Linked DNA regions of Homo sapiens: region 1 is linked to region 2. The links are chromatin loops, found by intact Hi-C in ENCODE. Cell type or tissue: Panc1. All regions are shown on one strand. Each heading gives the region's core, and the rest is flanking DNA. Links, peaks and the distances in the headings are about the cores only.

Region 1 (2,936 bases), core at 295-2,794, 650 kb after region 2:
ATCAAGAAATAAGATTTGTGCAGCTCAAGAAAGGAATGAAGTTAAGCTGAGTTCCTGCCAGCAAAGAGGACAAATAAAGGTGTTTCATATTGATCTATCTCTGATCAGAGATGAGACACTGGACATAGAATTAAAGCAGACTCTATGTCAGGTTAAGTTTATTTTCCCATGTAGGTTTAAAGAGCAGAAAATAGGAATCAGAAGTACAGTTGAGACAAATTGTACAAGATAATAAGACTTCAATGGGATCCAATACAAGCACTGAAACTACTCAAGAATATCTGTTATTGGAAAGTTCAAGTATGAAAAATGCATGTTTATTATAATAATATAAAACACATTTGCTATTTAATAGCTACAGCTACACAGTGGTTGAGACTTTCTGAGAAAATGTGAATAAATCACACCAACCAAGCCCAGAATAAAATACAGTTATAATATAAGAATATCATTAGGATTTGTCTTATGGCAATAAATCATTTTAATAAAACTGCTGTTAACAATGCACACTGAATAGCTTAAGTTTTTTTCCCCTCTAGGAGTTCTTGAAATAAACTTCTTGCACAAACTACATTAAAAAGTATTCTAAAAGACTGAGATGTATGATTTTTTTTTTAAATATGGAGTCTCACTCTGTCACCCAGGCCGGAGTGCAGTGGTGTGATCTCAGCTCACTGCAACCTCCACATCCCACATTCCAGCAATTCTCCTGCCTCAGCCTCCCAAGTAGTTCGGATTACAGGCACCCACCATCATGCACAGCTAATTTTTGTATTTTTAGTGGAGAAGGGCTTTCCTCACGTTGGCCAGGCTGGTACTCAACTCCTGACCTCAAGTGATCCACCGGCCTCGGCCTCGCAAAGTGCTGGGATTACAGGCATAAGCCACTGCTCCTGGACCTATAGGATTTTTTTAATACTAGGAGGTAAATAATTTTAAGTATATACACATGGGTAAAATGAAGAGTGCTACTAAAAAAATTAATACAAATATAAATACTTAGATATTTTCTACTAGTTTTACTAAATATTACAAAACAAAGAATAGATTTATAAACAGTCAAAGCAAATACAAGATGCTTCTAAATTCTGTAGAATTCTTTTATATGCACTGTCTACTCAGATAAACATTAACAACATTGACTAAGGTGAAAATGGCAAACTTACCCAATAACAATAATGTAATAATAAAGGAAAATATAATATCTAATTTACTAAATAATATACCATTTTAGTTGATCACAAGACAAAATTTTTAATACCAGCAAAGTAAAATATTCATGTAATGGTCCCTCATTACAATCATTTTACATTGTATTTGTCTAATGAAAAACTTCTTGTTCATACCAGAGTTATCTTATTGTTAATAAATGTTCTTAACTCAAATTACAGCTAAAATTGCCTTATAGGAAAAGGCATTTTAAACCAACATAGCGGTGAACATACTTTATTACTGAAATATACACATTTTTAGTGCCACCTATTGGTAGAAAAAAGAGATTTACATAGAATTATTTCATGTACATATTTGTAGAAATAGGTGATGTATAGTGAAAAAAAGCACCTTAAAAATATGAACTATTTTGAAATGGTTTTAAAATTTGCAATGGATTTGCTTATTGACCTATAAATATGATAAATTGCCCACTATTTAAGGAGGTTAATAATTAAAGAAAATAATTTCTGCATATGCTATTTTTTAAAACTATTTTAATTTTTGTGGTTTTCACATCTTTGCATTAAGAAGTTGAATATAAAATTCAGAGGTAGATTTGAATAGCTGGTTTTAATTTGTTTGGAAAAACATGTAACTACTGCCTATTGTCACATCCATGCATTGGTTAAATAACATAAATATTGTACTTCCTTGTTAAAATATCATATTTACATTGAATTTAGAAATACTTAAGCATAATCTTTGTCTGTCTTTGGAGATCCGATAACAACTTCCTTGAGAGTTTGAACGTTTGTTGACTGTTTATGATATATATTAGCAAAATATCATTACCATGCTATTAAATAGAGTACAATTATATATTATTAGGTACATTTTATCTGCTATTCATTCCTATTTTAAAAAATTGAAAAAGCATCCAAATAATGCATAAAATAAAATCTCAAATAAAATGCAATATGCCATTGGTAGTAACAATTGGCAGGGAGGATTAACTTCTTTTTTTTTCTATTTTTTCTTTTTTAATAATTTTTCAAGGATCATATGCTATTTTAAAAATCAAGATAAAATATTATTGAAACTAACTAGTGAATCTGTAGTAGTCCAATAAAAATTGACACAATGTCCAATTAATAACGAAAAAGTTGTGTCTTTCCAATTAACCAATAATATAAAAATAATTGGGTTTTTATTACTGTTGATTTTTAAAAAGTAGTATAGAATCATAGAGTTCAAATTTCCAATGATCCAGTGATTTATAACAAGTAAAAGCAATTAACAAGAGGGTTTTAATTACCAGAAAGTCTAATTTGTACCATACCTCTATCTGTATTAGAAATAATTTTGATTATATGACAAAGATCTTCTATAGGGTGTGCAGACACTAGGCAATTTTTTTTTTTTTTTTTTTTTTTTTTTTAGACAGAGTCTCACTCTGTCACTCAGGCTGGAGTTCAATGCCACGATCATGGCTCACTGCATAGGCAACAATTTTTGTGGAGCTCTTTTTATATAAACAATTTGGTGGACGGGGCAGTGGCTCAGGGGACAGTGGCTCATGCTTGTAATCCCAGCACTTTGGGAGGCCAAGGCGAGTGCATCAGTTGAGGTCAGGAGTTCAAGACCAGCCTGGCCAACAATAGTGAAACCTCCTCTCTACTAAAAACACACAAAAAAATTAGCCAGGTGTGGTGGTGCACGCCTGTAATTTTAGCTATTCACAAGGCTAAGGTGGGAGAATCGCTTGGACCAGGACCCTGGAA
Region 2 (2,936 bases), core at 123-2,622:
TTGAATAGGCTTATAATTTTTTTACTATCTTTACCTAATTTTGGAATGAATATAATGCTAGATGGAAACTAGATTTGTTTCTTTCTCTGTTTTTACTTAAAAGGTATGAATTATTTGTTTCATGATGGTTAAGTGGAATGCAACTAAAAATCAATACGGCTAGGGAATTTGGGGGAGGAAGAGACTTGCCTTTTCAAGTTCTTTAATACTTATAAATATATTCGTTTTTAATTTCCTTTTATACCAATTTGAAATTTTTATATTTTTCCAGAAATAACATCTTTTGTCTAGGTTTTCAATTTCAGTACCAAATGGGTACTCATAATATTGTTTTATCATTTTAATCTCTTTATGTGTCAACAGTTATTTCTCTGTCAACTTCTGTTTTTTGGTTATTTCTATTATCTCTCTCTTTCTCTTTTTCTCTCCCATCCTCCTCTATTCTCTTCCTCTCTTGTTCTTATAATGTCATTCTTACTCTGAATTTTGTTCACTCATTTTGGATTAGTTTGTCAGAGTCTATTCATCTATCAACTTCCTTAAAGCTTCTAGTTTTTTAATTTTTCCTAATTTTTTTTGGTGGGTTTGATTTCTATTGGTTTTTACTAGCTTCTTGATTATTTTCTTCCTCTGTTTCACTGGGTTTCCTCTGTGGCCTTTTTAGAGCTTAATGATTGGCTCGATTTTTTTCTAACCCTTTTTCTTTCTTGATGGACCTACTTAAAATAACTTTCCTTTTACATGGTACCTTACAAATGTATCATACATTTTGACATGTATTATTCAGCTTAAATTCTCTTATAATTTTTCTTTCCTTTTTAGTATACATTATCTAGTAGTCTTTTACTTGGTTTCTAGACACTTTTTTTTCAAATTCCTCTTGTTATTTATCGCTAATTTTTATTGCCTTTGGTTACATATCTTTGATATAGATATGTTGTGACTGCTGGTTTCTGTCTGGCAAATGGTATGGTACAGACAATGACTCTTGCAAGACAATGTCCAGGAGATGCACTAGCTGGGTCCCTCCCCAAATTATCCTCTGATGCTGTGCCTGGCCACTCTTGGCCACAGGGTGTCATCATCCCACAAGGATGTTTCCCAGACTTCTTATAATGATGGATAGATTGCGTTGATAGATTTAATTCCTCAAATCTATAGCTCCCTCTATCTTTTGTCCTAAGGGTAAATACTGCCTCCCCAGTATTCACCCATCTTGTGCTAGTCTGCCATCTTGTCAGTAATAACCAGAAACTACTGGTATTTTTTATTCATTGATTCTTTAAACATTCATCAACTACTGCCTAAGCATTGACAATGTCTGGAATGGTTCTAGGTGCTGAGGATTAAGTGGCAAAAAGACACACTAAACATCTGCCTCTTGGAACTCGCACTTTTATTGGTAAAAAATATTTTGTTTCCAAGCCAAAATGAAATATCTCCTTATTTTTATTAAATGAAAAAGTAACTGATTTGTTAGATTTAATTTTAATGTAAGCACTGTTATATGATATTTAGTTTCAAGAGAAGTGGAAGACTGGCTGACTGCACCATTTTCTCTGTTATTTGTTTTCTTTCAGATGCAGGTAGGACAACATTAGTAAATCACATTTAACTGTGGAATTAATCTATGGTAAATGGGTTCTTCCTTTCCCAAATCAGAATGTTTAGTCTACAGGAGTGTATTAGTTTGCTAGGATTCCCTTAACAAAGTACCACAGACTGGATGACTTAAACAACAAAAATTTGTCACAATTTTGGAGGCTAGAATTCCAAAATCAAAGTGTAGACAGTGTTGGTTTCTTCTAAGGCCTCTCTTTGTGGCTTGCAGATGGTCATCTTCAGGTTTTTCCTCAGTGTATCTGTGTCCCAATCTCTTCTTATACAGATACCAGTCATATTGGATTAGGGCCCATCCTAATGAACTCATTTAACCTTATTTACCTCCTTAAAGACCCTATTTCCAAATGCAGTCCCATTTGGAGTCACCGAGGATTAGAACTTCAAGATGAATTTGGGAGGGTTAGGGAACTCAATTCAGTCCATATCAATGAGAACTGGGTAACAGCAAAGTGTTTATTAATGTTATTATAGCAAATGTTCCTGGTAGATATTTTCTATTGATTAAATTAGCAGAACTATATATCGTGTCCAATGTGTTTAGAGTTCATATTTTTAGGGTTTATATCATTTTCATGTTTTGGAGTTGATTTTTTAGGGAAACATTCATGTGACTCTCTGTTTAGTTTTTCTGGGCTAAAGTCTGAAACAATTGCCAAACTTACTTTTTGTGGACACACCTGACTTATAGAGAGAAAAACCTCATACATTATACAAAACAAGAAATTGTGTAATGCTTTCAGTAGATACTTCCCAAACAGTATGTAGGTGTCTTTAATAGTCTGTAAAACTTCATTCTTCTGTACTAATTTCTGTCATTAAGTATAGAGGTGAAATTGGTTGACAGAGAAAAGAAAATGGCTGTTTACATTGTGTATATATGATGGTCTATCTAACTGTATGAAAAAGCAGGGACCTATGCTGGGTTGGGAGTGAGAACATTTGGTTAGGACATGCCTGATACTACGTATAGAGACAAATACAGCTAAATGGCCAGACTGCTGAATGACCAGAGGAAGTGTTGGGGGATGGTGGTGAGAGACCCAGGATTGTCTTCTTAAGTCCATAGATAGGTATTTAGAAAAGACTGACTAACCCATACTGGTAAACATTGTCACCCCGTTGATTTTACACAATGATATTCATGATAATGACATCCATTGTTTATGGCATTCATTGTATAAAATCAAACTAGAACCCATTGTGCTGGACTAAAGATGGATAGTGTTAGACAAAACTTATAGAAACTACCTACCCAATACTGGTTTAGTAGATACAAATTCAGGATGAAATTATGTCATTTAAATATTGTTTTG

What was found. Peaks named below come from ENCODE experiments on the same cell type or tissue, not always from the same donor. Only the 100,000 strongest peaks of a DNase experiment are listed, where the experiment ranks them.
Region 1: it touches region 2 in a loop (4-fold over the local background); 9 of 110 quality-filtered maps call a loop at or near these places.

Annotation. Positions count from the first base shown.
Region 1 is chr4:43,775,120-43,778,055 of GRCh38, reverse strand. No RefSeq gene overlaps it. Among named protein-coding and RNA genes, the nearest start is that of LINC02475, 240 kb to the left of the region's middle. In Panc1, for the core only: no CTCF peak of the experiment used is centred there; a DNase peak (open chromatin) is centred at 1,498.
Region 2 is chr4:44,423,956-44,426,891 of GRCh38, reverse strand. All of the region lies in intron 1 of KCTD8 (potassium channel tetramerization domain containing 8), which reads left to right. Among named protein-coding and RNA genes, the nearest start is that of KCTD8, 23 kb to the left of the region's middle. In Panc1, for the core only: CTCF peaks have their summits at 866 and 1,069; a DNase peak (open chromatin) is centred at 1,077.